Linked DNA regions of Homo sapiens: regions 1 and 2 are each linked to region 3. Evidence: chromatin loops called from intact Hi-C (ENCODE). Cell type or tissue: sigmoid colon. All regions are shown on one strand.

Region 1 (8,000 bases), 140 kb before region 3:
AGAGGGAAACTGGGGTTAGGAAGGAATCAGCAAAATATAGAAGAGCTGCTTTACTGAAAGCAAAGGACATAAATATTACCCATTAGAAACCCATGTGACAAAGTATAGCACGATGGGGAGAGAGAGTTTCCTCACCTCCATGCATTCCATGTAACAGATGCTATGTACTGGGAACTCCAGAAGTGTCCAAGTCACCTGGCATCTCATCAATTCAGCATGTGAGAATCACTCTCCAGGCCTCTCAGAAATTAAGAGGTGCATTTCTCAGGGAACTAGGGTCCTTGGTTAATAGGCAGAGGCAATAGGTCGCAAAACTGTATATAAATTTGAATCACAGACTATTATAGCTGAAAGGAACTATAGTTCCTTTCCCTATAGATTCTGTATAGATTTCATCCATCCATATAGACTGGATGATCTATAGTAATCATCCAATCTGCTGATTTTCAAACTACATTCCATAGAGATTCTCAAAGTCCTGGGGGGAGAGTGCTACAGATGAAATAATGGTAGTTCAACAAAGGGAGAAATTAATTTAATTTGATGCAAGAAGGTATTTGATAAAAGCAAAGTGACGAGCTGATGAATTGATCAATTTAGGTCAAACAGCTAATAAATGAAGGTGCTGAGATAAGAATCCTGATTTCCCAGCTTCTTATGTGACTTTATAGGGGACTTTGGCTATTACTTTTGCAATGTGATGTCTGTGAGCAAATTACCCAGAATGGAAAGAATTTTGGGATCCTAGTGTATGTTTTGTCTGTGTTCTACTCTTGGGAGAGAGGCATATTGCATCTGCCTTATGGATGCAGCTGGGTGACTCTAAACAAGTGTGCTTTTCCTGGAGTCTGGTTTTCATTATCTTTATATCCTCAGGCTCACAAGTCAGCTGGGACAGGGATGCTGACAGAAAGGACTAGTGGAAATAATATATTTGCTTCTAATTTAGAATAAAAACAACCACACCCCACAGATCAAAACCCATGGAAACTTCCATCACCCTGGGGCAGTGTTTAGAGTGGCATTTCTGAAAGAGTTCTGAGAGACGCTTAATATGCTCCTGCAAAAGGGTCCCACATCAAATACTTTTGTGCAATGTTTCATATTATATCCCTGTCTTGGAGACTCCTGTTGCACATAAAAGTCTCTGAAGAGCTCTGCAAAAGATGTCTCTTTAATCTTAATCCAGTGTTTTATAAACTTGCTTGTTGATGGAAACTTTTATACATGGAATATCTATTATCATCATATAGAACACAGGCTTTGGAAATGCTGGGTAAAGACCACTGGCTAGGAACAAAGGAGGTCTGGTTGTGGTCTTGGCTCTGGTACTAAGTTGTGTTCCCCCCCTCCACCAAGAAGGAGTCTTGCTCTATTGCCCAGGCTGGAGTGCAGTAGGGTGAACTCAGCTCACTGCAACCTCTGCCTCCCGGATTCAAGCGATTCTCCTGTCTTAGCCTCCTGAGTAGCTGGGATCACAGGCACATGCCACTGAACCTGGCTAATTTTTTAATTTTTAATAGAGACGGTGTTTCACCAGGTTGGCCAGGCTGGTCTCGAACTCCTGACCTCATGATCTACCCACCTTGGCCTCCCAAAGTGCTGGGATTACAGGTATGAGCCCCCGTGCCCGGCCCTGATTTGCATTTTTAAACTCTTCTTTGGACTCCAGTTTCCTCATCTGCAAAAGGAGAGGGTTATAATCAGTGATCTAGAGAGAAAAAGGACTACAATTTATTGCAGACCCACTCTGTGCCAGGCTGTGGATGTGCCACCATGGCCTATGCTTACAAGGGCCCCCACACTTGGTTTAATACTCTGCTGTCACCATCTTTAAATTATCGGTAATTTTTGAACAAGGTGCCAGCATTTTCATTTTGTGCTGGGACTTGCATTTTTGCACTTGTTCCATGTGACATTATCTCTACTCTTCATATTAGTCTAGAGAGAATGTGCATATATTTGTGATATACAGATATGGAAGCTGAGAATTAGGTTAAATAAATTGCTCAAGGTCATATACAGAATGAATAGCAGAGCCAACATTCCAAGCTAGTCCACCTGGTTCTAAAGCTTTGCTCTTCCCTCTAGACCAGCTGCCAGTGCAAACATTCTATGATTCTAAGATTCTTTTGTTCTCTAAACTACAACTAGATCTGTCTCAATGTTTAAGGAACAGAATAACTGTTAATTCTATTTACTGTCTGAGTGCATATCTGGCTAAACAGATTAGTAAATGATGGATTAGATGTCAGTCAATGAATGGCTAGACAACAGGGAATGAATGGCTATAGAAGTTAGACATGGAGTCCAACAAACTTGGTTTGCCATTTACTAACCATGTGACCTTGGGCAACCCACTTGACTTCTCTAAGTCTCAGTCTACCTCATAGGTATATTGTGAGGATTAAATGAAAGAATGCACTGCCTAACACGTGGCAACCCCTCAATAGAGTATTACTATTCTTTTATTAACCGGGCCAGGCTAGGTTTGCTATTGCGATGTCAGAGCTCCCAATATTGTAACCCATTTAATTTGCTCTATAGCAAGTAGAAGAACATTATATTTATTTATTTATTTCTGAATCAAATCAAACTTTTATCTGTCTAATTCAAATCCAATTAAATTTAGCTTCACCCCCACCTGCCAGGTTTGTGGAACATCTAATTTCAGAGACTTTGTGGGGATGCAAAAACCCCAGGGCTTACCCAATCCGGAAAACCTGGGGGACCATCTCAGTCCATTGCAGTTGTGGTGAAGGTGCTCATTGTCCAAGCAGGTGTGGAGCAGCCAGAGGTATCTGGCCCACTTGCGTAAGATATTTACTGCTTCCATTGTAAACCTGGCCACCCAGAACTCCTGTATGGTCCCAAAGCTATGGTTTGGTAACTATCCCCCAGGTGTCTTTGTAGTCATCACTGCCAGAGATACTATGAGGGCAATGGGGGAGAGTTCACGGGCTGACTTCCACCACCCCTCCATCCTCCTGGTCTTGTAGAATCCAGCTCTTGTCCCTTTAATCCTCAGAGTTTTCCCTCTCACAGACAATCTAACTCTGACCCTTGAGAAATTTATAGAGACCTCCCAATATTTTCCTCCTGAGGTAAGGGAAGTCCCCCAACCTACAAAGGACTGTCCTTCCAAATAGGGTACAGAAGAAAATTTCCTTTAAGTCTTTAAATAAATCCATGGTAGAAATAATTCATTAATTCACTCAATTATACAATGTTCTCAAACTTTTTCATCTTCTGAGAAGGCTCTCATATCCCCTTTCTCCCTTGGCTACTATATTTTGCATCTAAGTCTGTGTGTCTTATCTTTATTACAAATTGGTGGGTGGGGGGATGGGGGGTAGAGAAAGTGGCAGAACTAGACAATATGTTGCTGATTCTCTCCATTCCTAGGTGAGGATGGTCACAACCAATTATTTGGATTTCACATTTCACATCTTCAGAGTCCCTTGAAACAATGAGAACAGTGGGTATTAAAAACAGGCTCTGGAAGCCTTGATTTATGGGAATAGGCTCATATGTAATGGCACGGGGGCTTGGTGCTGGGGTATTGGAACAGGCCAGGACACTGGTGTCTCCAGAATAGGTAAAAGAGAAGGAAGCATGGCCAACAATGTTCCCCCACTGTGTAGACAATTACACTGGATGTCTGCCAGATGAAGGGCAAAATTCTGTGCTCTAAAAAGTAGCAGCAGAGCTGTAAACCTGTAGTGTTGGGCCCTCTAGTGGCTAGTTCTTCTTTTTCAATGAATATAGCTGGCTGTTTCCTACACTGCTGGTCTCTCACTGCCTTGCCATCTTTTTGGTTTGCTGGAACCACTAACTGCCTCATCTACATTCTATCATCCCATTGCTCAATTATCACTGGTACTGACTTTGGAATGGACTCCATGTTAGGGCACAGTTCTTGAGGAAGGGATGGATTCTCTTGGAAACAGACTGAAATGGAGAATCGCATGCAGAAGGTTGTTGGGGGAAGTACTCTTGGGAAATAGGAAGTGAGAAAGCAGGGGTGGGCGGAGGAAGAAGCTAATTCACAATGTGGTTGCCACTGAAGCCTCAGCTGATCCTATGGGGAATTCTGGAGCCAAGATGGCCTCTCAGAGTTGCCCCAAATCAGTGATGGAATCAGACCTTTGGATCCCTGTATCAGCTCCTCATTGGTTGTGAGCCGCTCCAAGAAGGAGCTGTAACCTTGGTGAGACAGCTCCCTGTGTCCCAGGGCAACAGGCAGTGAGGAATTCAGTTGTTCATCAAATATTAATTTTTCTTTCCTGTTCATGAATTTCTGACTTTCTTGTTCCCAGGAGCTCATTCTCCATCACAGTTCAACCACTTCCACAGATGGTTCTCTCATTTCATCCAGGGAAATAATGTTCTTGGTTTCTTAGCAGCACCTGAAAGAAGATTCTTTTTCCATACAAGTTTGGCTGAAAGCCTTGCTTTGTCTATTTCTTCTATGCCTAAACCGAAATCTTGGATATTATTCTAATGAGAGGAGAGACCAGACTCACCTGTGCTAGAAAAAAAAAAAAAAAAAAAAAGAGCACAAGTCACACTCCCAGGATAGGCTAAGTTATACTCTCAAAAGGCTCCCGTCTTCACCCCCTCCCTCCAAAACATGATCTAATCAGAATAACAGCACTTCTTCCTTCCCAGCAGGTTTATAAATGTTTTTATCTTGACTAATCCTGCGGGGGAGAATTAGGAGGGTGGGGTGAAGACAGACTGTGGGGGAGCGTGAGGAGGGTGGGGTAAAGATTTCTGGGGCTGTCTACCAGAAATCATTCTCTCCTTATTCCATAGTGATAGATGTTTGGCTGGGACTTGACTACTCAGACAGGCACCTCATGTGCCAGCTCCCCTTGCAGCCAGTTTGTGGCCACGTTTTTTAAGCCGTCGTCAATGGAGCTGAGCAGAAGAGATGTACGCAGCTTTTGCCTTGCTTTCTTGAGAGTAAGTCCCTGGCCCTGGAATTCTATTCTGTTTCTTTCCTCACCAACCAGAAAATGCTTTGACAATGAGCGACCTTGGAAGCTACATGTTGAAGATGGCAGTTGCCATCCTCAGTCTCTGAATGTTTGAGTAGAGCGAAGCCATCCACCTACTTTGAACACTGAGCTTGGATCATACTATATTGGACCTTCATTTTTTATTTTAATTAATTAATTAATTTATTTTTTGAGAGCTGGAGTGCAGTGGTGTTATCACAGCTCACTGCAGCCACTTGACTTTCCAGGCTCAGGTTGATCCACCCACCTCAGCCTCCTGAGTAGCTGGGAGTACAGTCACACACCACCATGCCTGGCTTTTTTAAAAATTATTTTTAGTAGAGATGGGATTTTACCATGTTGCCCATGCTGGTCTTGAATTCCTGGGCTGGGATCCTCCTGTGATCCTCCTGCCTTGGCCTCCCAAAGTGCTGGGATTACAAGTGTGAGCCACCACACCCAGCCTACATTGGACTTTTTTTTTTTTTTTTTTTTTTTTTTTTTTTTTTTTGAGACAGAGTTTCGCTACTGTTGCCCAGACTGGAGTACAATGGTGCAATCTCGGCTCAATGCAACCTCCGCCTCCCTGGTTCAAGCAATTCTCCTGCCTCAGCCTCCTGAGTAGCTGGGATTACAGGTGCCCACCACCATGCCTGGCTAATTTTTGTATTTTTAGTAGAGATGAGGTTTCGCCATGTTGGCCAGGCTGATCTCGAACTCCTGACCTCAGGTGACCCACCCGCCTCAGCCCCCCAAAGTGCTAGGATTACAGGAGTGAGCCACTGCACCTGGCCCTTCATTGGGCTTTCTAACCAAATCCTACCAGTTGTTCATATTCCACCACAAATTCTACTTCTTCCCAGAAATATGCATGAACTTCCCTCTCCCCCTCCCCACCCCCCCCCTTTTTTTTTTTTTTGAGACAGAGTCTTGCTCTGTCACCCAGGCTGGAGTACAGTGGCACCATCTCAGCTCACTGCAACCTCCACCTTCTGGGTTCAAGCGATTCTCCTGCCTCAGCCTCCTGAGTTGCTGGGATTACAGGTGCACGCCACCACACCCAGCTAATTTTTTTTTTTTTTTTTTTTTAGTAGAGAGGAGATTTCACCATGTTGTGCTGGCTGGTCTTGAAATCCTGACCTCAAGTGATCCACCTGTCTTGGCCTCCCAAAGTGCTGGGATTACAGGCGTGAGCCACTGTGCCCGATGTCCTCTCCTCTTCTTGACCACCACATTAGTATCTGTCCCCCACACTTTCTGATGCTTAATGATACTGTTTCCTACTTAGTTCTATTTGGTATTGTCTTATTTTTGTTCATTATTTGGTGTGTGCTTCTTGTCTCTTAAACTAGAAGGAGCTCCCAAGATGTGACACTCTGCTTCTACTTTCGTTTCCCCAACAGCACAGCTATCATGGATGCTGTTGGAGCCCCAGAGGCCCCCTTCACCAGGCTGCCATAATCAGCCTAGAGCTGTCCCCATCCCCAGAGATTTTGCCTGAGTCAAATATGAGCACACCCTGGGAGAGTAAGTACCTCTGTAGCAACTAGCAGCCGATGACTGATATAGGATAGTAAAAAAGGTCACAAAAGGTGGGGCCAATTCTGTGATTGAAAAAAGAGCTTCAGAACCTTCCCAAGGAACGAGGCTATTGCTAGTCTCCAACCAAGAGCACTCCTTTGCTTACCTTTCTTCCACTGCTCTATTCTGCAGTAGCTCACAGCTGTTCCCTTCCCCACAGCTGATGGGAACCTCCTCAAAACCCTCTTGTCCCTCTTCCCTGCCAGGGTGGCCCACAACCAATGACTGGCTGCTTTGGGGATACAAAAGGCCAGCTGCCTTGCCTCAAGGGAGTGTAATTCTGCTGTGGGACTTATGCCACCATATATGACAGTTCCCCGTGGATCAGGCCAAGGCTAGATGTGACCGAGACACACTTTGTATGATGCTTTCCCTTTCCTGTCTACTCCACTCTCTCCCTTGCAGGTTTTTCCTGAAAAATACTTCCCATCAATAAATGTCTGTCAGATGGCCAGGTGTGGTGGCTCACGTCCGTAATCTCAGCACTTTGGAAGGCTGAGGCGGGAGGACTGCTTGAGCTCAGGAGTTTGAGACCAGCCTGGGCAACATAGCGAGACCTCATCTCTACTAAAATAAAATATTAGCTGGATATGATGGAACACGCCTGTAGTCCTAGCTACTTGGGGAGCTGATGCGGGAGGATCGCTTGAGCCTGGGAAATCGAGGCTGCAGTGAACCCTGATTAGGCCACTGCACTCCAGCCTGAGCCACAGAGCGAGACCCTGTCTCAAAAAAAAAAAATTCTGCCTCAAGGTCTGTTTCTAGGAAACCCAACTTCAGGCCACTGGTGTCAGTACTCTGCCATCCTTTTCCCAAATCACTTTCTCATTCATCTCTGGAGACTGTTCAGATCCATGCTCTGGGCTGTGCGTACCATGGGACCTAAATTGGGCTGAAAGTACATGAAGGTGCTAGGTCAAAAACAACTGGGCTCTGTGGAAGTACTTGTAAGGAATACCTACTTACTACATAGGGTTGTTATGAGGGTTTTAAAAGCTAAATGAATTCAAGTGTGTAAAACGCTGAGACCAATGCCTGGCATGGAGTAAATGCTCTTAAGTATTAGTGCAGGGATTTCTGGGATGTTTTTGTTTACTTATGTATTCCAAGTGTGCCTAGGTGAATGCGTGGCACATAGTAGGCACTCAACAATACCTGTTGAATCCATGATTGGTTTTGCTTTGAGGGCTTAAGGCGATGTGCCGAGATTTGGCCAGCAGAGGGCAGAACCTGGGAAGACAAAGCTCCTACAGGCTTTGACCTACAAGAGGTGGCAGGACAGGCTCCCAGACGACTGGGTTGGAGGGAGGGCTGCGTGAAGTGCCTATACCATAGGATATGGATAGAGATAGAGATAGAGATATAGAGATACAGAGATACAGAGATACAGAGATACAGATATATAGATATATAGAT
Region 2 (8,000 bases), 150 kb after region 3:
TGTCTGTAGAATGGATGAATGAATCCTCAGCACCTGAAATAGTGCCTGATGCATTGTGGGTGCTCGATCAGTATCTATGTGAGTGAATGGATCTTCTTAAAGTGAGGCTCATCCGTATTTACATAGGTTTCCATATGGCTATGTGAATATTCCCAAGTCTTTTTTCTCCCTCATTGAGCCCTCTGTTCCCAGGACAATCTGTACACAGCAAGAGGAGGAAGTATCAGGAAACCAGAATGGGGAACACATAGCCCTTAATGTCAGAGAGCCCTCATGAGGAAAACTGAGTGGGGACATGGTGTCTTCAGCAGAAGACATGGAGTGGGATCATCATTCTTCTAGAGTCTTAAGCCCTGCCACTGGCCAGAGGCCTCCTCTACTGGGGCATCCTCACTTACCAAGTATCAAAGAGAGTGGACCTTGTTCTCTCACCTCCTCCACATTCAGGGGACTTTAGAAAAGCAGTTTGTTCTCAGAGACTTCTTTCAATAGGTCTGTGAGGATGCAGTTAGAGCACCAGAAAACAGTGCCATACAACTTGGGTCACGCAGTTGGAAGGTGGCAGGCACTGTGTCCACCTAAAGGTGGGAATGAAGAGCCACTAGAATTATCTTTTAAAAATGTAAATCAGGCCAGGCGTCATATGTCATGCCTGTAATCCCAGCACTTTGGGAGGCTGAGGTGGGAGGATTGCTTGAGCCCAGGAGTTTGAGACCAGCCTGGGCAACAAAATGAGACCCTGTCCCTACAAAAAACTTAAAAATTAGCTGGGCATGATGGTGTGTACCTGTAGTCCCAGCTACCTGGGAGGCTGAGGCAGGAGTATTGCTTGAGCCTGGGAGGTCAAGGCTGCAGTGAGCCATGATTGCACCACTGCACTCCAGCCCGGATGACAGGGTGAGACCCCATCTCTGAAAAAAAAAAAAAAAAAAAAGAAAGAAAAGAAAAGTAAATTAGTGAAGTCCCTTCTTTGCTTAAAACCTCTCCATTGCACTTAGAATAAAATCCAAAGGGTGGGTGCAGTGGCTCACACCTGTAATCCCAGCACTTTGGGAGGCCAAGGTGGGAGGATCACTTGAGTCCAGGAGTTTGTGACCAGCCTGGCCAACATCATGAGATCTCATTTCTACAAAAAATTAAAAAATTAGCCAAGCGTAGTGGCACAAGCCTGTAGTCCTAGCTGCTCTGGAGGCTGAGGTGGGAGGATTGATTGAGCCTGGGAGGTGGAGGCTGCAGTGAGCCAACATCGCACCACTGTATTCCAGCCTGGACAACAGAGCAAGGCACTGTCTCTAAATAAATAAATAAGAATAAAATCCAAATCATTTGCCAAATATGTAAAGCCTTCCATGCCCTGGCCCTGTCTACACTCTGACTTCAGACCACTCTCCCTGTGCTCACTATGCTCTAGTACACGGGCCTTCTTTCTGTCCCTGGGATACATCAAGCTGCCTGGTCCCTCCTCAGGGATTTTGCCCTTGCTAGTTCTCCTGCTTGGAATGCTCTTCCCTCAACCTTTTCTACAGATAATACTTCATTCAGCTCAAATGTCACTTCTTTAGTGATGTTTCCCTGGTCCAATCTATGTAATGATGCCTGCTTTTGAGTAATTTTCTATCTTATTGCCTTGTTTTCTTTCCTTTCTTATCATTCTCTGAAACATATTTTTCACTTGTATATTATCTGTCTCCCTCATGAGCACAAAAGCTCTGCAACAGCCTAGACTTTAATTTTTTTTGTTTTATTTTCTATTTTTTTTTTTTTTTAAAGACAAAGACAGCATCTCGCTATGTTGCTCAGTCTGGTCTCAAACTCCTGGGCTCAAGCCATCCTTCTGTCTTGACATCCCAAAGTGCTGGGACCACAGGTGTGAGACACTGCGTCTGGCTGTGGACTTTAATTTTTGATCACTGCTATATCCCTAGCTCCTGGAACAATGCCTAATACATAACAGATTTTTTTGTATGTGTGTGTGAACCTAACTTCAATATTTTATTGTCTTCACAATTAAAAAAAAGATGAAGCTTTGAACTAGGTCACTTGGCCCTTTTCTTCCTATCTCCCGCCAGTTTAAAATGCTTGCATCTCTTAATAGTCAGCCTTCTCTTAGCTCTGCAATTGGGCTCAATGCACTCAAGGCTCAGCACAGTCTTTTTTGTGGTTTTAACCTTTTTCTGGAAAATTGGCTTAGTCTGCCCACCCTAGCCACTCTGCTTCTTGTTATAATGCTGCTTTCCCTGGACATACAGTGGATCCTTACCCTTCTTGTACTGCGTCAGTTTGTGGGGTTGGTGCTTGCCTCACTTCTTACGGAAAGTCTGGCAGGTTTTAGGAATGTTCACCATGTTTGTAGGTGTGCTATTGATATAGAAAATGAATTTAAAAAAGAAAGAAAAGAAATGGAGGATGGAATATTTATCTGTGTTATCTGATTCATATGAGTAATGAACCCTAGATTCAAGACCCCAAATCCTTGGAATTCACCCACATTAGTATTTTCATCATCATTATTATTCCCCTTACTTTTATTATCATCTCACCACCATCATTATCAATAACAGCACTGCACGGCACATGGGAGTATTTAACGTTGTTGAATGACTGAATAAATGAATAGCAACTTTACAGCTGACCTCGGACTTCCTTTTTAGTCTTATTTACTCCTCCTCCTCTGCTTCAGTCCAACTTCTTATCTATACTGTGTGTAGCTACTCAGAGTCATTTTCACTGAACACATGCCTCCATGCCTCCTTGTGTTGGCTTATTCTGCTATTCTTTCTATTTGTAATTCCCATTTCCCTTCTCTGATGAGTTCTCATTCTTCCTTTAGGACCTAATTCTGTATTTCATCCAGGTACATAGTCACTTCCTCTTCTGTGCCTCCATATTGCCTTTTCTACATCACTGTTAAATGCTCATCTCTTAAATTATAGGTGTTGTTGTATCTGTCTCCCTCCCTAGATAGGGAGTATCATGAGGGCAGAGATGGTATATTTCATCTCTGTGTTATCAGGAACCATTATTGGACTTGCCATATAGCAGTTTAACAATATTTGTTGAAATCTTCCTTTTTGTATTGGGCATACAGGTTGCCTTGCAGAAGAGTGTGCTAGAGGAGAAGATGTACAATGTTGGTCAGAACATGGTCCCTTGCCCCAAGTTCTTACAATCTAATTGGGAGAGAATCTTTTCATAGAGATATAGCATTAAAACTCGATGTATTCTAGAATTAAATATGAGACTGGAGAAAGCTTGGTGTGGAACATGTGTAGAACTGGAGTAGTGAGTCAAAAGATTTGTTTTCTAGTTTCTACTTTACTAGTCACTCACTATGTGGCTTTGGCAAATTATTTCCCCTCTTTAGACCTTGGTTTTCTTCTCTTGAAACAAAAAGGTTTGATTAGAAGCCTTGGATGGTTTTTTAAAGCCAGTTATAGCTCTGACATTCTGATTCTGGAGTTTGGAAACTGGGTGGAGGAGACCGCGTAGGCTCAGTTTGCCCCCTGGTGGTCAAACTGAGCAACATCGCAGACCTAGGAGACGCCTGCAGGCATTTCCCAGGGATGGGATTGCAGAACACAGAGCCAAGTAAACAAAGAACAGTGGGACGATGACCATTCTAGTGCAGAACCCATCAGGTTTCTCGTTGATCACTAGTAGATTGGTATAGAAGCCTGTCTTCCTTCAGGACAAAGGAACTTGGGAGATCATGCTTTCTGTTCTCAGCCTCCAGCTGAACCCATCTCTCCCGTTTCTTTCCAAAGTAGACAAAGTCAATCTCTGAGAGGCTATTTTGTAGCTCCCCTGACTTTTTCTTCTGCTGCAATCACAGTGCTCTCTTCTGAGGCAAATCCTCCATTCTGCTCAATGTAACTATTCGTCTATTTATTTATGACAAGAAGAGGTTTTCACTCTTCTCATTCTTTTCCTGGGACAGGTCCATGACCCACTCCTTCTTGGAGACTTGGACCAAAGTGAAGGTAGTAGGATATCTTTGATGAGACTGGGAAAATAGAGACTCTGTGAGAATAAGAAATGTGATTTACGCTATAAAAGGTGAGCAATACTAGCAGAGAAAGTTTTGTCTTTTAGATATTTCACTCTGAGTGCAGTTGGGTAAGGCCATTTGCCCATTTCTTTTCCCTCTTATTCTCTATATCTTGAACCTAAGGGATTTCTTTTTTAAAAAATTTTTTAATGATAATTAATTCTCATCTTTTTTTATTATTATACTTTAAGCTCTAGGGTACATGTGCACAACGTGCAGGTTTGTTACATATGTATACATGTGCCATGTTGGTGTGCTGCACCTGTTAACTTGTCATTTACATTAGGTATATCTCCTAATGCTATCCCTCTCCCAGCCCCCCACCCCACGACAGGCCCCGGTGTGTGATGTTCCCCACCCTGTGTCCAAGTGTTCTCATTGTTCAATTCCCAACTGTGAGTGAGAACATGTGGTGTTTGGTTTTCTGTCCTTGCGATAGTTTGCTCAGAATGATGGTTTCCAGCTTCATCCATGTCCCTACAAAGGACATGAACTTATCCTTTTTTATGGCTGCATAGTATTCCATGGTGTATATATGCCACATTTTCTTAATCCAGTCTATCATTGATGGACATTTGGGTTGTGAACCTAAAGGATTTCTTAAAGCCACCTCTATCCTCTTAAAAAACAAAAAGAACAACTCTACACTATAAATATATACAATTTCTATTTGTCAATTAAAATTTAAAAAACAGCTGGGCATGGTGGCTCATGCCTGTAATCCCAGCACTTTGGGAGGCCAAGGTGGGCAGATCACGAGGTCAGGAGTTTGAGACCAGCCTAGTCAATGTGGTGAAACCCTGTCTCTACTAAAAACACAAAAAATTAGCCTGGCGTGGGGGCACGCACCTGTAGTCCCAGCTATTCAGGAGGCTGAGGCAGAAGAATCGCTTGAACCCAGGAGGCGGAGGTTGCAGTGAGCCAAGATCATGCCACTGAACTCCAGCCTGGGTGATAGAGCTAGACTTCGTCTCAAAAAGAAAAAAAATTAAAAACAACTAAATCAAAGAGGAAACTAATTGCTTGGAACTTGGGGCCAGAGCCTAGAGGAACAAGAATAGGGGCCCTGAGTGCAGGGAAAAGAGGAAGAAAGACTGAGGCGAGGAGAGGGAGGTGCAGAGAGGAGTAAGACTAGTTGCCAATTCTAAGTGGATTTATAGGCATCTGGAGGGAAAATGTAAAGCAATTAAAGAGGCCAGGCATGGTGGCTCACGCCTGTAATCCCAGCACTTTGGGAGGCCAAAGCCGGCGGATCATGAGGTCAGGAGATCAAGACCATCCTGGCTAATACGGTGAAACCCCTTCTCTACTAAAAATACAGAAAAATTAGCTGGGCATGGTGGTGGGCGCCTGTAGTCACAGCTACTCGGGAGGCTGAGGCAGGAGAATAGTGTGAACCTGGGAGGTGGAGCTTGCAGTGAGCTGAGATGGCGCCATTGCACTCCAGCCTGGGTGACAGAGCAAGACTCCGTCTCAAAAAAAAAAAAAAAAAAAGAAAGAAATTAAAGAACTATTTTGCCCCACCAATGTGCTTTTTTGTTAGTTAGAATATTTTTCTGACAATGAGTACTTTGAAAGTCACTAAACATAAAAGTGTAACTAAGGCGATAACATTCATTCATTCCACAGCAGCTGGAATATGTCAAACACTGTACCTAATGCTGTTCCTGCTCAAACTGGTCAGCATCTAGACTTTGTCTTCCGTGTTTGCTGCTGAATTCTTAGCACTTACATAATCCTGCCACATAGTAGGTGCTCAATAGATATTTGTTGAATGAATGAATGAATGAATGAATGAACATTAGCTGCACCATACTTTCTCCAGTAATATCTCAACTCTGGGGGTGGGATGAAGCCTGCTTAGATTCTTTTTGTTATTCACTGATAATTATAGAATCGAGATTTATCCTTATAGAATACAAATCCAGGCTAGGCATAGTGGCTCACGCCTGTAATCCCAGCACTTCAGGAGGCCAAGGAGAGTGGATCACTTGAGGTCAGGAGTTTGAGACGAGCAGGCTGGCTAACATGGTGAAACCCCGTCTCTACAAAAATACAAAAAAAAAAAAAAAAATTAGCCAGGTGTGGTGGTGCATGCCTGTAGTCCCAGCTACTCAGGAGGCTGAGGCAGGAGACTTGTTTGAACCCAGGAGGTGGAAGTTACAGTGAACCAAGATTGTGCCACTGCACTCTAGCCTGCGTAACAGAGCAAGACTCCATCTCAAACAAACAAACAAAACCAAAACAAAAATCCATATGTACCAATCCCTTGGGCCAAATATTAAATCTTTCAATTACTTTAGGTTTAAATGAGAGAGGTATATGGTTGCTTAGCATGACACTTGGCACGTGGTAGTTGCTCAATAAATTCTAGTTTCTTTTCTTCTCCAGTTTTCTAGTCTCATCTCCAACCTGATGTTCTAGCCACATCAAATTCTTTGTCAGTCCCACACAGGTCCCAAACTTTTATGCCTTTGTGCCTTGGCTCTTATTTTCTCTCTGCTTTCCGTTGTATCCATGTGGTGAACTTCCTTCCCTCAGTCTTTAAAAACGAGCTCAAATGTCCCCTCTTCTGTGAAATCTCCTGAACTTCCTCTCACCTTTGCTCCCTGCTTCCATGGCATTCTGTTTATGTCTGTTGTAGCCCTTGCAATTCTTCTATAACTCTTCTGTTTTCTGCTATATTTTTTTCTACTTTTGCCCTTCTGTTAGGTTTTGACTTTGAGGGGGCAAGGACCAAGTCTTATTTGTATTCATAGAGTGTTTGGAAAGAGTCTGGAGGAGGCTGGGCAGATGACATGACAAACACAGATGGAGGGATTAGATTTGCAAAAGAATTACCTAGGCCGGGCGCAGTGGCTCACGCCTGTAATCCCAGCACTTTGGGAGGCCGAGGCAGGTGGAGGTCAGGAGATGGAGACTATCCTGGCTAACACAGTGAAACCCCATCTCTACTAAAAATACAAAAAATTAGCCGGACATGGTGGCGGGCACCTGTAGTCCCAGCTACTCGGGAGGCTGAGGCAGGAGAATGGCATGAACCCGGGAGGCAGAGCTTGCAGTGAGCCGAGATCGCGCCACTGCACTCCAGCCTGGGCGACAGAGCGAAACTCTGTCTCAAAAAAAAAAAAAAAAAAAAAAAAAAAAAAAAGAATTACTTCTTCCTCTGAAACAAAAGGGAAGGAACTGAAGATGAATAAAAGTAAGAAGGTAGCAAGAATCTTTAAAGCAAAATGGAAGGGGCCAAATCTCAGGGGGAGATCTGACTTGAGGGAGGAAGAGCACAGGAAGAAGATGCTATCCAAAGAGGACAGGTGGCACTGGTGTGGTCTGAGGGGCTTAGCCTTCTCCTTTTTAGATGTGTAAGGTCTCAGGATGGACTCAGCAGCACTTAAGCTGGAAGGAGAGGTCTTGGGCTTGCAGGAAGAAACAGCCTTGTCTCCACCTGGAACTAGGCTGAATGGCCTTGCTCATATCTGAGTCTTTCAGTCCAGCAAGGAGAAGCTGGAGCCATCAGCTAGAGGGAAGTTTTGTAGTGATGTGGATGAGGAGTGAGGAAGGGGTAGTGGTGGGGTGGAACCATGCAGAGCTATCTGGGTAGAGGTGCTATGAGAAGGATGGTAGGGAATTCTGACAGCAATGCAATCCTCAGAAAGCAGCTGGAGGGGAAGCATTGGTACCTGGGGCTGCACTGCCATTTGTTCCAGTTGGCATCGTGCATTAAAGGGAGTCTGTGAATCCTTCTTCCCATGGTGGTCTGTGGTGCAGGTGGGGCCTTAGAGAAAAGCTATTTGGGCTTGTTCTACTCTAGGCTGTTGGCTTAAGCTTCTTGTATCATTTTATAATCTACCAAGCACCCTTGACAACCATTTTTAGGCGACACTTCAAAAACAACAAGCTAATGTCTCAGTTAGAGTACTTTGATGTAAACAACAGAGACTGTGAGTCATTT
Region 3 (8,000 bases):
GGATCACTTGAGGTCAGAAATTTAAGACCAGCCTGACCAACAAGGCGAAACCCCCTCTCTACTAAAAATACAGTTGGGTGTGGTGGTGCATACCTGTGATCCCAGCTACTCAGGAGGTGGAGGCATGAGAATCGCATGAACCTGGGAGGCAGAGGTTGCAGTGAGTGGAGATCATGCCACTGCACTCCACCCTGGGCGACAGATCAAGACTCCATCTCAAAAAATAAAACAAAATAAATAAACAGGCTGGGCACGGTGGCTCACACCTATAATCCCAGCACTTTGGGAGGCTGAGGTGGGCGGATTGCCTGAGGTCGGGAGTTCGAGGCCAGCCTGACCAACATGGAGAAACCCTGTCTCTACTAAAAATACAAAATTAGCTGGGCATGGTGGTGCATGCCTGTAATCCCAGCTACTCGAGAAGCTGAGGCAGGAGAATCGCTTGAACCCGGGAGGCAGAGGTTGCAGTGAGCAGAGATTGCGCCATTGCACTCCAGCCTGGGCAACAGGAGCAAAACTCCGTCTCAAAATAAATAAATAAATAATAAAATAAAATATGGACAATATAATACATTTGCAGCATTGCTATGAGGACTAAATGAAATATTGCTCTTAAAGTACCTGGTATAGTAGGTCTGGTATATAATAACGTAATAGTCAACGATCATAGATTTTATTGTGTGCAGGTACTGCATGAGAGTTTTATGTATATTATCTCATTTGTAACTGGCCAAATAGAATTATTTGATTTTCTCATCTGCTTCCAGTCTTTCACGTCTCAGTCAAGGGCATCACCATTTACCTAAAGATTTATGTTCCATATCTAGGTATTTTCCTTGATTCCTGTTTTTTCCACACTCCACTCGTGTAATTCATCAGCAGGTTTTGCCGACTCTAAAACAAAACTCAAGTCACTCAGTTCTCTCAATTTCCACTACCACTACTCTATTTTAAAAAATGTATTGGTTTGGCGTTGTGGCTTACGCCTGTAATCCCAGCACTTTGGGAGGCCAAGGCAGGTGGATCACCTGAGGTCAGGAGTTCGAGACCAGCCTGGCCAACATGGCGAAACCCCCTCTCTACTAGAACTACAACAAAATTAGCCGGGTGTGGTGGCGCATGCCAGTAATCCCAGCAACTTGGGAGGCAGAGGCAGGAGAATCACTTGAACCCGGGAGGCAGAGGTTACAGTGAGCCGAGATCGCGCCATTGCACTCCAACCTGGGGAACAAGAGCAAAACTCTGTCTCAAAAAAAAAAAAAATTATTATTTTTTGAGACAGGGTCTCACTCTGTCACCCAGGCTGTATGCAGTGGCATGATCAAGTGCTCACTGCAACCTCTACCTCCTGGGCTCAATCCATCCTCCCACTTCAGAACTGGGACCACAGACCACAGACCACAGGCTCGTGCCACCATGGCTTTTTTTTTTTTTTTTTTTAGTAGGGACGGAGTTTCAGTATGTTGCTCAGGCTGGTCTCGAACTCCTGGGGCTCAAGTGATCCACTTGCCTTGGCCTCCCAAAGTGCTGGGATTATAGGTGTGAGCTACTGTGCCTGGCACTGCTACCCTATTTTATTTTATTTATTTATTTTGAGGGGGGTCTCACTCTGTTTCCCAGGCTGGAGTGCAGTGGCACCATCTCAGCTCACCGCAACCTCGGTCTCCCAGGTTCAAGTGATTCTGCTGCCTCAGCCTCCCGAGTAGCTGGGATTACAGGCGTGTACCACCACACCTGGTTAATTTTTGTATTTTTAGTAGAGACGGGGTTTCGCCATGTTTGCCAGGCTGGTCTCGAACTCCTGACCTCAGGTGATCTGCCTGCCTCGGCCTCCCAAAGTGTGGGATTACAGGTGTGAGCCACTGCGCCGAGCCATTTTATTTTATTTTTAGACGGAGTCTCTCTCTGTTTCCCAAGCTGAAGTGCAGTGGCATGATCTCGGCTCACTGCAACCTCCACCTCCTGGATTCAAGACATTCTCATGCCTCAGCCCTGGGAGTAACTGGGACTATAGGCACGTGCCACCACGCCCGGCTAATTTTTATATTTTTAGTAGAGACAGGGTTTCACCATGTGGGCCTGGCAGGCCTCGAACTCCTGACCTCAGGTGATTCATCCCCCTAGGCCTCCCAAAGTGCTGGGATTACAGGCGTTAGCCACCGCGCCCGGTCTGCTACCCTATTTTAAACCACCACTATCTTTCACTTAAAAATCTCAGAATGTAAGTTACATGTGAACAGGCTCGGTTTATTATTGCTCATAGCTGCAGCCCCAGCACCTCAACACTCAGAATAGTATCTGGCCTTTCTCAGGATTTTGCTATGCTTTGAATGAATGCATGTCGCGACAAGCCTTTGAAGTAGGTACTGTTATTATTCCCATTTTATAGATAAGGAAATAGGCTCCTAGTGGCTAAAGAATTACCTAAGTTTACACAACAAACAGCAAAACCAGGATTCAAACCCAGTAAGTCTGACTCTAGAGCCCACTCTCTTACGCACTACACCTGCGATACTGAACTGCACCGGCTTATGCTGAAGTCAATTATTAAAGATTTTTGCGGGGGTGATACTAGGAGAAATTTGAGTTGAAATTCCCCAACCTGATAACTTTTCTCCAAGTTTTCCTGAGAACACAGCTCAAGCGCCTCTTCACAGTCTCCTAGGCACAACGATTTGGTTTCTCCCAAGTCTCTCTCATCCGCCTCTTCTCCTAACAATCCAGAGATAATGAACTCTTTTCCAGCAAATTCTCCTGCTTCTATCCGAAACACTCAGCCTCTCCTCAACCCCTCTGGAAAAACCTTCCCTAATTTCTCAACTCTGAGGGATTATAACAGGCAGTACTTTTCCCCAGTTGGCAGCACTACTAAAATTACTTGTTTTCAATAGTCTCCCCTTTATCCTGGCTTTCCCGGGTTTCATCACGCGCAGCCAACCTCGGTAGGGAAATATTATACCCAATGACATCTGTTGAGAGACCATATTCACTAATGTTTATTACAGTATAATAATAATTGTTCTATTTTATCGTTAGTTATTTTTGTTAATCTCTTACTGTGCCTAATTTATAAATTAAACTTTATCATAGGTACGTAGGTATAGGAAAAAACCAGCCAGGAGGCCCCGCACTTCGGTGTTTTCTACTAGCTCTGCCTACCTCCGTCTGCGCCGTCTCCCTGACTAGTTTGACCCTTCGAGGGCCGCCGTAGTGCGTCGCCTCCGTTGCCGGGGAAACGACCCGGGACCTGGGAGGGAGCAAAGACGTTTCCCGCCGGCGGGAGCTGTGGCTGTGATTGAGAGAGGGGTTAGAGGCGGGTCCCAGCGCTGCCGCACCATGGCGGACCAGCTTTATCTGGAAAATATAGACGAGTTCGTCACGGACCAAAACAAGATCGTGAGCAGCTACTACTGGGGAACGCGGGCGTGCGACCGGGGTCCTGGGCCCGGCTAGGGCGGCGGGAGCCTTGACCCTCTGTCTGCTTGTGGCTTCGTGGGGACCAGGGGAGACAGGTCCCCACGAGGGGACCTGGGCGAGCTCTGTGCCCCAGAGCGAGCGAGGACTCGTCGGGAAGGTCCTCCAGCACACACGGAAGTCCGCGTCCCTTGGGTGGGCGTGCTGGGAACAGAGCCTGGGGCTGGAGCCGCGGAGACCGGGCGCGGAGGGAGGGCCGTTGGCTGAGAGTTCTAAGGCGTCCCTACACCTTTCTTTTAAGGTGGTTGGCGTTTAAAGTTTTAAGTTTACAGTTGAGGAAATCGTGTCTTAACTGTGTTAAGTTACAAGTTGCGTAACCTCCAGATACTGTTTCCTCTTCCTGGAAATTTAAGCATTGATAGAGGTTTGATCCGCTTCACACGGGTGAGGAAAAGATCGAGCGAATTGATGGATGTGAGTGCACTTTGCAAACCGTGATGATTGAGTGCCTGCTGTGTGCCAAGGCACTTTAATCTTTACAGTGACCTCCCCGCACCCCATCCCAGGTCGGTGGTGGTATCCCGAGATGAGGAAATTGAAGCTGAGGGGCCAAATAACTTGTTTATTTGCGTTTGGTAAGGGATAGGCAGTTTTTCAACCTAGGTCTGTCCTCTTACTAATGCTTTCTTCTACATCACACTGCCTTTGCCTAACCTGTGCAAGTCTTCTAACTATTGGAAGCTTGACATTTGGAATTGGAAGAGACTTTGAGAGAAGAGAGTGCAGGCATCCTGGGTCTAGGAGGGATGAAGGCTTGATGCTGGTAGTTCCCAATCTAATCTCTTATAAAAATATTTACCCACTTTTTTCGTTTCCTGACCCCTGCACCACCTGTGCCCTTTAATGTTTGCATGGGTGCAACTTTCTTTAGAAGTTTCTGAGACATCACACTTCAAAGTCATCTAGCTTCTGAATGAGTTTTAGGATGGCTTTGGCTGGTGGCCCCCAAAAAAAACATCATGAGGAAAGGGCCTGAGTAAAACAAGGAATGTGAGGAAAATGAGAGTTTTTTCTGTTAGGTATGTTCAGCTTGTCTTTTTAGATTACTTTTCATTAGTTCATGAAACAAACTTCTTAGCATTTTTAAGATAAATAGGTCCTGCCTACCCAGATAGATAGTTCTTGGGAAAACTGCAGTGGCATTTATTGTAATTTGTAAGGCATAATCATCTAAGAATAGGAATCTTTAGCAACAGACCTTCGGGACTGATGTGCACTCTGGAGTCATCTAATAAAACATTTGAAAAATTTTTTCTTGTTACAGGTGACATACAAATGGCTGAGCTATACACTAGGGGTTCATGTTAACCAGGCCAAACAGTAAGTCCAATTTACTACCAATTTTAATCATATTGGAATTTTTTTTTGTTTTGTTATGCTTTGCTTTTAACTCTACAGATAGCCTACATAGATTAGAGCTAATTTGGTTTGCTGGCAATCATTGGTATTTCTTGGCTTGTAGCTGCGTAATTCCAATCTCTGCCTTCATTGTCATGGCATTCTCCCTGTATATCTGTATCTTTGCACGTCCATCTTATATGAACACCAGTCATACTGAATTACGAATCCACCCTACTCCAATATGACCTTGTCTTAACTAATTACATGTGCTATAATTCTATTTCTAAATAAGGTCACATTTTAAGGTATTGGGGGTTAGGGCTTTAACATTACCTTTTTGGAGACATGATTCAGTCTGTAATATGGATACAACAAGTTTTGTTTATTCATCATTAATGGACATTTGGGTTATTTCCATATTTTGACTGCTATGAATGATGCTGTTATGAACATTCATGTATAAAACATTCATCTATAAGTGTTTATATGAACATATATTTTCAGTTATCTTGGGTATTTGTGTTAGTCCATTCTCATGCTGCTATGAAGACACACCTGAGATTGAATTTATAAAGACGAGGTTTAATTGACTCACAGTTCCGCATGGCTGGGGAGGCCTCAGGAGACTTGGCGGAAGGCATCTCTTCACAGGGTGGCAGGAGAGAGAATGAGTGTCGAGCGAAGGGGGAAGCCCCTTGTAAAACCGTCAGATTTCGTGAGAACTCACTATCATGAGAAGAGCATGGGGGAACTGCCCCCATAATTCAGTTATCTCCACCTGGTCCGTCTTTGACATGTGGGGATTATTACAATTCAAGTTGAGATTTGGGTGGGGACACAGCCAAACTAGGATTGGAATTGCTGGGTCATGAGATAATTCTGTATTTAACATTTTGAGGAACTGACAAACTATTTTTCAAAATGGCTGCGCTTCTTACAGTCCTAACAGTATATGAGTATTTCAGTTTCTCCACATTCTGGTTAACACTAACACTGTTTTTTCCCTCAGACTTCTCATGGATGAACTCTTTTTTTTTTTTTTTTTTTTTTTTGAGATGGGGTTTCACTATGTTGCCCAGGCTGGATTTGAACTCAAGGATCCTCCCGCCTCAGCCTACCAACTAGCTCTACAGGTGTACATCACCACACCTGGCAAAAACTTTTTATTATGTCTTATTTTAACCATCCTAGTGGATGTGAAGTGGTATCTCATAAATTATGTTGATTGGCATTTTCCTAATGACTAATGTTGCTGAATATCTTTTCATATGCTGCTTGGCCATATCTTTGGAGAAATAGATATTCAAAATTATGCCCATTTTTGTCATTGGGTATTTTTGGTTGTTGTTGAGTTTTAAGAGTTCTTTATATATTCTGAATACAAGACCCTGATTGAAAAATTATTTGCAAAAATTTTCTCCCATTCTGTGGATTGTCTTTGTACTTTCTTGATGGTGTGCTTTGAAGCACAGACATTTTTTGTTGTTGTTGTTGTTTGAGACAGGATGTCACTCTGTTGCCCAAGCTGGAGTGCAGTGGTGTGATCTCAGCCCACTGCAGCCTTGACTTCCCTGGGCTCAGGTGATTTTCCCACCTCAGCCTCCCGAGTAGCCGGGACTACAGGTGCGTGCCACCACACTCAGCTAATTTTTAAATTTTTTGTAGAGATGGAGTCCCGCCATGTTTCCCATGCTGGTCCCAGGCTGGTCTTGAATTCCCAGGCTCAAGCCCCTGCCTTGGCCTCCCAAAGTGCTGGGATTACAGACATAAGCCACCATGCCTGGCCCATGGAAGTTTTTATTGCTGATGAAGTCCAATTTATTTATTTTTCCTTTTGTTGCTTATGCTTTTTTAAGTTTAAATTTTAAAATGATTAAATTTTTTTTAATCTTATTTTTTTTTTTTTTTTAGTAGAGATGAGATCTTGCTATGTTGCCCAGGCTGGTCTCAAACTCCTGACCTCAAGTGATCCTCCCACCTTGGCCTCCCAAAATGCTGGGATTACAGATACAAGCCACTGTGCCCGGCCTAAGAAGATTTTTTTTTTTCTTTTTTTTTTTTTTGAGGCAGAAGCCTTGCTCTGTCGCCCAGGCTGGAGTCCAACGGCGTGATCTCGGCTCACTGCAACCTCCGCCTCCCTGGTTCAAGCTATTCTACTGCCTCAACCTCCGAGGTAGCTGGGACTACAGGCATGTGCCACCATACCCGGCTAATTTTATTGTATTTTTAGTAGAGTTGGGGTTTCACCATGCTGGCCAGGCTGGTCTCGAACTCCTGACCTCAAGTGATCTGCCCGCCTCGGCCTTCTAAAGTGCTGGGATTACAGATGTGAGCCATCGTGCCAAGCCAAGATTTTTTAAATTGAGAAATAAAGTTGTATGTATTTATTGTGTACAACATTATGTTTTGAAGTATATATACACTGTGGAGTAGTTAAATCTAGCTAATAAATGTATTACATCACACAGTTATTTTGGTGGTGAAAACATTTAATGTCTACCATCTTTTCATTTTTCAAGAATATATCATCACTAACTGTAGTCACCATGCTATACAGTAGAGCTCTTGAACTTATTCCTGTCTAACTGTAATTATGTATCCTTTAGACCCACATCTCCCCATTCCCCCTCCCCTAACCACTTCAGCCTATGGAAAGAAAATTCTGCTTTCCACTTCCGTGAGATCACCTTTTACAGATTCCACAAATGAGTGAGATCATGTAGTATTTGTCTGTGTCTGGCTTATTTCAGTTAACATAGTCTCTTCCAGGTTCATCCATTTTGTTGCAAATGATAGGATTTTATTCATTTTTATGGCTGAATAGTATTCCATTGTGTATATACACTATATTTCCTTTATCCATTAATGGACATTTATTGATTCCATATCTTGGCTGTTGTAAATAGTGCTGCAATAAACATGTGAGTGCAAATATCTCTGACATACTGATTTCATTTCCTTTGGATGTATATCCGTAGTGGGACTGCTGGATCATACAGTAGCTCTATTTTTGATATTTTGAGGAACCTCCATACCGTTTTACATAATGGCTGTATTAATTTACATTCCCACCAACAATGTATAAGCATTCTGTTTTCTCCATACCCTTGTTGTGTTTTCTTTTTGATGTGTTGCTTGTGCTTCTGACATAATATCTAAGAAGGCTTTGCCTAACCCAGGGTTAT

Evidence for each region. A loop is a pair of places that touch in the nucleus more often than their neighbours do. Peaks named below come from ENCODE experiments on the same cell type or tissue, not always from the same donor. Only the 100,000 strongest peaks of a DNase experiment are listed, where the experiment ranks them.
Region 1: it touches region 3 in a loop (2.7-fold over the local background); 2 of 110 quality-filtered maps call a loop at or near these places.
Region 2: it touches region 3 in a loop (5-fold over the local background); 16 of 110 quality-filtered maps call a loop at or near these places.

Annotation. Positions count from the first base shown.
Region 1 is chr11:74,445,781-74,453,780 of GRCh38, forward strand. No RefSeq gene overlaps it. Among named protein-coding and RNA genes, the nearest start is that of KCNE3, 18 kb to the right of the region's middle. In sigmoid colon, CTCF peaks have their summits at 3,736 (motif pointing left) and 7,761 (motif pointing right); DNase peaks (open chromatin) are centred at 3,691 and 7,831.
Region 2 is chr11:74,736,452-74,744,451 of GRCh38, forward strand. It overlaps the pseudogene RPL36AP38. Among named protein-coding and RNA genes, the nearest start is that of RNF169, 8.4 kb to the right of the region's middle. In sigmoid colon, a CTCF peak has its summit at 3,515 (motif pointing left); a DNase peak (open chromatin) is centred at 3,530.
Region 3 is chr11:74,589,323-74,597,322 of GRCh38, forward strand. It overlaps POLD3 (DNA polymerase delta 3, accessory subunit), which reads left to right and starts at 3,260. Exons shown (of 12, transcript NM_006591.3): 1 at 3,260-3,396; 2 at 4,739-4,794. The coding sequence starts at 3,337. RefSeq lists an enhancer at 2,922-3,555. In sigmoid colon, no CTCF peak of the experiment used is centred here; a DNase peak (open chromatin) is centred at 3,229; H3K4me3 peaks cover 1,608 bases; H3K27ac peaks cover 1,028 bases.